Regions from separate parts of the Homo sapiens genome. Here region 2 is linked to region 1. Evidence: chromatin contacts called from ENCODE Hi-C or POLR2A ChIA-PET data. All regions are on one chromosome and are shown on one strand. The core of a region is the stretch at or near the end of the contact, and the rest is flanking DNA. Distances in the headings are between cores, read along the strand shown.

Region 1 (4,236 bases), core at 12-2,511:
TCGATTCTCTCCACCGAGTCCCGGATCACGCAGACCACCAGGGGCTGGAGAGTGCAGCACTGGAGAAACCCTCCTTCTCCCTCGCCCCCTTGGCCCCAGCGGTGGGTGCTCTGGGGCTGCAGCTCCCGACCCGCGGCGGTGGAGTCCCGAGATTGGGGTGAGCGCGTGCGTGCGTATGTGCACGCGGGCGCGCGCCGAGTGGATAACGCGCTTCCCTGCTAGCCCCCAAACCCGGCGGACACTCACAGCACCAGAAGCACAACACGCCCTGGCCCAGGTGGCACACATATGCCGACATGCATCCAGCACACACAACACAGCAGTCAGTCTCCCCAAACAGCACCCGCTACCAACCCAGCATGCTCACGATCCAACTGTACCCACCTGCCCAGGCATCTCTCTCTGCCCCTCCCCACCCGGCGGCACCCTCCTGTAGACACCCACTCTGCCAGATCTGCCCCCCCAACACTGCATACACAATGTACACTTTCCGGGGCACCCTCACCCCACTTCTCCTGGCACTAAATCCACAGGAAGGCGGTTCATATGAATGATCTTGAGAAATAACTTAACCCCGTTACTCACAATCAGGGATCCTCTTAGGGGCATCCCAAGCCCCCCAACCTCTACCTCCCATGTCTCGGCTGCCCGCTAAGGGGGAAGGGCAGGAGGCTCACCCCATTACTCACCGTTTCCTCTCGGCCTCCCGAGCGGAGTGGGCAAGGGAGGGGGGTGAGGAAGGTACGCGATGCCCCCGCCGCCCGGCGCCTCACCGGTCGCAGCGGCTCATCGCCCCCGCGGGCTGCCCGCCGGCCGCAGCCGCGTCCGGGGCATGTCAGTCCGCCGCCGCCGCCCTCCCGCCGGGGTTCGTGGGCTCGCAGCTGTCAGGGAGCTGCGGGGCAGCGCATCTGGAGCGCGGGGTCTGGGAGGGAGGGTGTCTGGGGCCAGGGCGAGGGGCCCCGGGAGGGGTCCTTCCGCACGGATTTCAGAAAGAGGGAAACCCCGACCCAGAGCGGTGACTGGAATCTACGCCCGGGAGAGGCCCGGAGTCCCGGCCGCGGGCGGCGGGGGATTCCTGCAGGAAGGGGCAGGAAGGCAAGCAGCCCGGCGCGCCCTGGCGGCTCCGAGGGACCTGGGCTCGGGCTTGCGGTCGCGTCGCCTGGGCTTTCCCTGGGCTGGGAGCGCGCCGGGTCTCCGCCTTGCACGCTGTCACCGCGGGAGACGTCTCGGCCTCGCCGCGCGCAGAGGGGACGCGCGGAGAGGCTGGTTTCTGGGCGAGCGGAGAGCTTTGCCCATTAAGCTGCCGGAAGAAGCCAAATCAAAAAGCCAATCTCCAAGCCTCCAAACGGAACGTCACCCTATCAGCTGGGAGACAGCGCCGCACTGACTGACAAGCCGCGCATATTTATCCTCGCGCGCGGAGGGGAGACTCTCAGAACGCTCCTCGACCAGCAGCGAGGAAGTCGAGCCCGCATCCCGCATCCCGCATCCCGCATCCAGAGCCCCCGAGGGACGAATTCAGATCCAACCCCTGCCCCGCGGCCACCCACCCTAGTCGTTGGAGCCTGGCGCCCGCGCCTCCCGGCCGGCAGCACGTCAAAACGGCGGCGCGTCCTGACCTGGATTCCGCCGAGTTGGGAGCTCCAGGCAGCAGGCGGGCGCGCGGCACCGGCTTTCCCCTTGTCCTCAGGAGACGCTGCCTGCAATTCCGAAATTAAGTCTCCACCAAACACATCTGTGGTTTTTAAATATAGCAGGGAACTATTACCCAGGCAGGGTCCACCCAGGCCTAGGGGAGGAGTTGAGGGGGATGGAGATTGGCAGCGGAGGGAAAAGAAAACTCCTTTTTTCCCCCTCTTTTTTTCTTCTCTTCTTGGTGCAGAACCCAGCCTGTCATTTTCTCAACCCAAGTCAAACAACAGTTTGTGAGAGACGCTTGGGTGAGCTCTGGTATGTTGGCTTTTCGGGTTTCTAAAGCTAAAAATAAGAGGGGGCTGCCTCCCAAATTGCTGCTTACTCTGGGCCTGGAGGCTGGAAGAGAGCTGGTCCTTTGATGCAGCAGCGGGACTAGGGCTTGGGGCTTGGCTCAGGCGAAGTGTACACACGTAGCCTTAAATCAGATGCCTGTAATTTCTGCTATATTTGTCAGGCTTGGTCCTAGAGGCATGCGGGGTGGGCAAGCCACTCCTAAGAATGGGGTTTCAAGCCCTCAGCTTATCGGTGGCATTAGGCAGATCTAAAATGAGCCTGGTGGCTGGCCTTCTGTAGCGACACCAGTGCAGAAAAGTCAGAATGTAAGGGCAGGAAGTTGTTCTCTTTCAGGCCTCTCTGCTGCCTGAGGCTAAGTGTGAGGGGCCAACAAATGATAATAATACTTACCAAATAGCAGCACCTTTTAAGGGCCAGGAGTGGTGCTAGTGAATTTGATTGTATTACCTCATGCCATCCTACTAAAACTCTGTGAGCTAGGTACAATTACCAACTCCATTTTTTTGTTGAGGAAATTGAGCCTTAGGTTAAATAACCATCCCAAGGCCACGTGCAGCAGAGCCAAGGATTGAAATAAAATGCAACCAACCGGAGTTGTGCTGAGACGTCAACAGTGTGTGTGACTCCTGAGATCCCTGGCTCCTTTGCCCGGCTGCTCTGGAGCAAGGCTTGGTTCAAACAGATTAAGGGGGTGTAGAGACTAGGGAATCTCTAAGCCTGAGATGGCAGGAGGTCTTTGCTGGTCCTTTGACTCAGTGTTCCGTTAGCAAGCTGTGTGGTGGTTTCTGGCCTGAGTCCGGAGTCAGAATCCTGGATGTGCTCAGTAGGAGCAGTAGGAGTGCTTTCAGACCCCTGAACCTTTATGGGTCTTGAATTTCATTTAAAGTTAGGGCTGGGACTGACTTTGAAAGGTTTCAATAGCTTCTAAAGTTGTGGGATCTCAGGATATGTCAGTTACTGGGACTTACCTTGTGTCTGCTCCCGTGGAGAGTCACAATGCTGAGTCTACACATTGAGAGTCTACAGTAGAGACAAAGAGATGGCTAATGGGCACCTAAATTGATAGAGTTTTTAGGTAGGGCAATTTTGAAAGATACATCAAATTCCTTAAAAACGTGAATGCCTGTGACCCAGTAATTTTACTGGAAGAAATTTATTCTATGGCAATCATTAAGGATATGCTCAAATATTTAGTTACAAGGATATTCATGGTAGTGTTTTTAAGAGTGAAAAATTGGAAACATCTTAATTTTCCAACACAACAAATTGGTGAAGTAAACATGTTTTGTTGACATAATGCTGTATTCTACCACTGTAAAAATACAGATGCAGCATTCTGTGTACTGGTGTGGAAAGGTTTTTATAATATATCGTAGACAGAGAGAAAAAAAACCCCAGAACACAGTGTAACACAGCATGTGCGGGGGTGGCGGGGTGGGGATGAATGCCCTGGCAGCATAAAAACCCCAAAATGGTAGTGGTTATCTCTTGGTGGTGGGATTTCTGGTGATTTTGTTTCTCTTTGTATCAATCAACTTTATTGAGGTGTAATTTACATACAACAACTCACCTTTTTTCTGATCTATGCTTTATGAAGGCATCAAAAGCAAGGTCTAGTGCACAGGCTAAATGACTATCTCAGTAGTGAGGAACATGAATCTGCAAAACTATCCCAGTAGTGAGGAACATGAATAATATTTCAAGATACCTGCAAAAACTAACTGATGATATTAAAATATCTGACATTTCTAATGGAGATAAAGTTACAGGTATCCAAACATCACTACTACTACTAAAAACTCACCTGTTTTAAGTGTATAGTTTGAAGAGTTTTTATACAAGTACATACATGTAGAGCAACAACCTCAGTCAAGACATAGAACATTTTCATCTCCCCCAGAAGTCCTCTCAGGCCCCTTTATACTCATCCGCTCTTCCCACAGGCAACTATTGATCTGCTTTCTGTCACTGTGGCTTAGTTTTGCTTGTGCCAGAATTTTATTTGTTTGCTTGTTAATATCTATTGATATATTTTCAGTGAACATTACCTATTCACTAAAACTGAACCAGCAACAACAACAGAATTGGTCATGTCATTTTTTTAGAACTACCAAACAAAACAGACAGGAACCTTGTCTTCCTCTTGTCACCTGTGACAGGGCAATGCTGCGGGGAGGAAGGCAAGAGGTGCCAAAGCATGTTCAACCAACGCTGTCGGCAGAGCTGACTTGCGTAGGTTCCTCTGAG
Region 2 (4,253 bases), core at 245-2,744, 480 kb after region 1:
TCTGACACCAGAGAAGGGATTAATAACCATGAGGAGGACACACTGTGGGGCGATGCCACTTATCCTGAGGTCCACTGCAACCCCAGGTCCTGGCTAATGGCTACAGGGATGGGGAAGGAGCAATCAGGAGGCAGCCAGTCCACGTCGTCTTAACTTCCTCAGCCCTCACACGTGCCTGCTGTCATCCCATCTTACCTATCCCATGGGCTTACTAGATGTACCAGTAGCCACCCACCCAAAGCAGAGAGGTGCCTAAAAATCACCTGCAGGTAGCGCTGAGGCCAGCCTCCAGCCTGGCTGTCACCCCCTCCACCCCTGGATTCCCTTAAGAGTCCTGGCCTGGGCCGGGTGTAGTGGCTCACTCCTGTAATCCCAGCACTTTGGGAGGCTGAGGCAGGCAGATCACCAGAGGTCAGGAGTTCGAGACCAGCCTGACCAATATGGTGAAACCCCGTCTCTATTAAAACTACAAAAATTAGCTAGGCATGGTGGCGGGCATCTGTAGTAGTCCCAGCTACTTGGGAGGCTGAGACGGGAGAATTGCTTGAACCCAGGAGGCAGAGGTTGCAGTGAGCCGAGATCGCACCACTGCACTCCAGCCTAGGCAATAGAGCGTGACTCCATTTAAAAAAAAAAAAAAAAAGAGTCCTGGCCTAGCACCCCAACTTCTTATCCAGATTCTACCTCTTGGCCCAGCTATTTCTCCATCTTTCTGGGCCCTGTCTGTGGTGTCAGCTGAGGCTCCACACCCTATAACCAGCCTAGCCCTGCCTCCCTTGCCTCCCCCAAAGTCTGAACCCTGGTCCACAGCCAGGTATGCCAGTTCCCACCGGATCTGCAGGGGAACTAGAAATATTTTTACCAAATAAGTGCCAGAAATTGATTGCTGTGGTTCCTTTAACCCTTTGTGGGAAGGGGGAGGCTTCCCCATTTCCAGGCCTCTTTGCTTCCCCTGCCCCTGTCACCACCATTTTATGCATTCAAAAACTGTTATTTTATTTTATTTTTATTTTTATTTGTTAAATGGTCCTTTTCCTAGACTGCCAGGGTCAGCAAACAGAAGTGTCTGTTCAAAGAGGGAGGGCTGGACGGGAAGAGGGCTGCTAGGCCCGGTCAGAGAGGACTTCAGGCAGGGAGCGTGGAAGCTGTGGACAGGACAGCTTTTAGCTCTGGGAGCAGGTGCTGGAGCCAAGTCACACACAGGTAGCAGTCAGTGAGGTTCACATCCAGGAACCTTTTTACAGAAACCCCTCTCTCTCTCTGTACAGCTGTATAAGCACCAGCACAGGCTCCGACAACATGCAGGTGAGGAAGGGGACAGAAGGGCCTAAGATCCCACCATGGAGAGAGAGGGAGGAGAGGGGAGGGGGGCTTGTAGCATCAGCTTATCAGAAGGACCCCCTGGTGCACCAGAAGATTGTAGTCCTGGGTGAACAAGAGCTGCCCTCGGGGGTTAGCAGCCTGTTGCTTCTGTTGACTTGGCTTTCTGCCCTGCAGCCAGTGAAACCTGACAGGTCAGTTTCTAGATCTGGGCTGATTCTCTTTCACTTCCTGGTTCTCATACCTTCATCTTGACAGTCTGTGTATTTCTCCTCATTCTGTGAAAGAATGGAGTTTTTTGGTCCTAAATGCTCAAAAAAAATCTGGTCTCTTAAAAAATCTCAGCAATTCTGATACCTGGGAAGTTATTTAAGGGGTCAGAATGACTGACGTTAGACCCCTGAAGATTGAAATCAGTGACTTGTCTCTATCCTGAGGTGTCTTCTGTCAGTGTGGAAAAGTCTGGGCACAAAGAAGGAACAGAGCATCAGCATTCTCCCCCAGCCACCCAGCCGGGTTGTGAACAGAAGCACCAGTTTTGCCTCCTAAGTCTCTGTTTTTATTTGCTTTGAAGAAGCAGACAGGTGCCTTTTTCCTGTCTCTTTTTTTGTACTCCCTCCGAAGTATGCAACATACTTTGCCGTTGGTCAATGCCTACTAGATATTTGAGTGGTTAAATGGAGGCGAGGTGGCTCAGCAGGGTTGGGATTAGAGGGAGGTGCCTAGGGCACGAAATTTCAATCATTCTTCAAGGCCATTTAGTCATCCTCCAGGCGTGTCATCACTCTAGTCCCAGCCCTGTGGCTCCCTGTGGCTCAGGGCTGGTAAGGGAAAGCTCAAAGGGACATGGTTTACTCAAAGATGGCTGTTTGTGGGATGGGGAAGCTCTCCACCATGAGACCTGCCTGCCATAGCTTCCTCTTGCCTGGGACACCTAGGTCTCTCATGTCCAGACATGTGGCTTGTATGAGCTGGTCACTAGCCTACCAGAAAGCCCCCTCTCTCAGGAACTGCAGAGACAAATATACATGAAAGGGAACTTGAGGGAAGTCAGAGGCAGATGTTACTGGTACAAGACTAAAAAGAATTCTAAGAATGTTAACTAACATTTTTTTCATGCTTGCTATGTGCCAAGCCCACATTAAGTACTTTATGGCCATTATTTTATATAATCCCTCCAACAACTAGATTAGGAAGGACTTGGATTCTGGAGCCAGACAGCTTCAGCTTAAATCCCATCTTTGTCTCTTTCACGTTGTGTGGACTTGGGAAATTTCTTCAGCTCTCTGGGCCTCAGCTTCCTCACCTATAAAATTGAAACAGTAATAGTACCCACATTGGAGTATTCTGAGGATTATATCAGTAATACATGTAAAACAATGAGACCAGCATCTGTACAAGGTAAGCACTCAACAAATATTGGCCATGATGGTGATGATGATGATGAAGATGATGATGAAGAGATGATGATTGCCTCTGGTAGCTTATTCCTAAGGCTGCCTACAACAAAGTCCCACAAACTGGGTGACTTGAGATAATAGAAATGTATGATCTCACAGTTCCAGGGGCTAGGAGTCCAAGATCCAGGTGCTGGTGGGTTGTTATTCTGAAAGATGTGAGGAAGAATCTGTTCCATGCCTCTCTGTGAGGTTCTGGTAGCCTCAGGCATTCCTTGGCTTATGGATGGCTCTCTTCTCCCCATGTTTTATCATGTCGTCTTTCCTCTGTGTGTGTCTGTCTTTGTGTACATATTTCCCCTTTTTATAAGGATACCAGTCACACTGGATTAGGCCCTACTGTAATGACCTCAACTTGATCACCTCTGTAAAGATCCTGTCTCCAAATAAGGTCACATTCTTGTGTACTGCAGGTTAGGACTTCAACATATCTTTTGGTGGTGGAAGGGTGGGCATAATTCAACCCATAATACAAGGTTAAGTGACTTGCTCAAGCCTTGTTAACATGGCTTTTTAGTGATGAAACTGGTCAGGGAGGCTAGGATTATTGGAAGACAAATCCCAAGATGTAAACCCCAGTGGAAAACCCCAACCCTGCTAAACCTCTGGAGAGAAGCAACTCAAGGGAAACATGCAGAGCTGGCCACTGTTGTGCTGATGGCATTTTCCCTCCCTTCCTCCATAGCCTGCCTGCTCCAGGCTGAGCTGGTAAACTATGAACGAGTCAAGGAATATTGCCTCAAAGTCTTGAAGAAGGAAGGGGAGAACTTCAAGGCCCTTTACCGGTCTGGTGTGGCCTTCTACCACCTTGGGGACTATGACAAAGCACTCTACTACCTGAAAGAAGCAAGGACCCAACAACCAACAGGTAAGGCGGAAATAGCTGTTTTCTTACTTCCTCCCTGCTCTGGTGGCTCCTGGGACCTTCTCATTTCAGCAGTTTTCTTGGCTAGGAGGGCCAGGCAGGGACAGAGATGGCAAAATTAGGGATCAGATATATATGATAAGACCTAAGAGGAGCACACAGCCCATGCATTTGCCTAGGGTTTGAGTTCCAGGGAGCACAGGCCCCTCTTCTCTTCAAATAGAGTATAGAATTCCTCATCTTTTTCAACTCAGAATCCAGCTCTCTTCACTTATTCAACAAATATATATATATTGAATTCATACTATGTGCCAAGATTTGTGCTAAGCACCAAGGGAATCAATGAAAAGACACTGCCGCTACCCATGAGGCGCTCACATCTGGTTGATGACACAGAATACAAACAGGCAAATTTGATGCTAAGCCCAGCACCTTTCAGGAAGCATGCTCTGACTTCTCCAGTCAGATGCTATTCCTTAGGACATGTGTTATCTATAGCATTCACTTAGATCATATCCACCAGTCATTCATTCATTCATTCCACAGATATTTATTGAGGGGGTACAATATTGCTAGGTATATAGTAGTGAACAAAAGAAAGTTGTTGCCTT

What was found. Hi-C counts contacts between places; a loop is a spot of excess contacts on that map. ChIA-PET counts read pairs that join two places held with the same protein, here RNA polymerase II (POLR2A). Pooled maps may share reads with other maps.
Region 2: a loop to region 1 is called in a map with no recorded cell type, with 6 times the contacts of the local background. The contact joins the enhancer-like site here to the promoter of SLC8A3 in region 1. A Hi-C loop is called at or near these places in 12 of 37 single-sample maps with no recorded cell type and 3 of 50 pooled maps. POLR2A ChIA-PET finds 5 or more read pairs at or near these places in 2 of 52 experiments (WTC11 and activated CD4-positive, alpha-beta memory T cell).

What each region holds. Positions count from the first base shown.
Region 1 is chr14:70,187,690-70,191,925 of GRCh38, forward strand. SLC8A3 (solute carrier family 8 member A3) reads right to left here and starts at 1,262. Exons shown (of 7, transcript NM_182932.3): 1 at 690-1,262. It also overlaps the pseudogene LOC646548. RefSeq lists silencers at 697-836, 907-1,236.
Region 2 is chr14:70,664,102-70,668,354 of GRCh38, forward strand. TTC9 (tetratricopeptide repeat domain 9) reads left to right here. Exons shown (of 3, transcript NM_015351.2): 2 at 3,463-3,645. Among named protein-coding and RNA genes, the nearest start is that of TTC9, 24 kb to the left of the region's middle. RefSeq lists enhancers at 1,625-1,784, 2,282-2,782, 2,783-3,283. Within about 2 kb of position 1,495, at least 19 of the 41 ENCODE cell types and tissues checked have a DNase peak (open chromatin) inside an H3K27ac peak, as active enhancers do.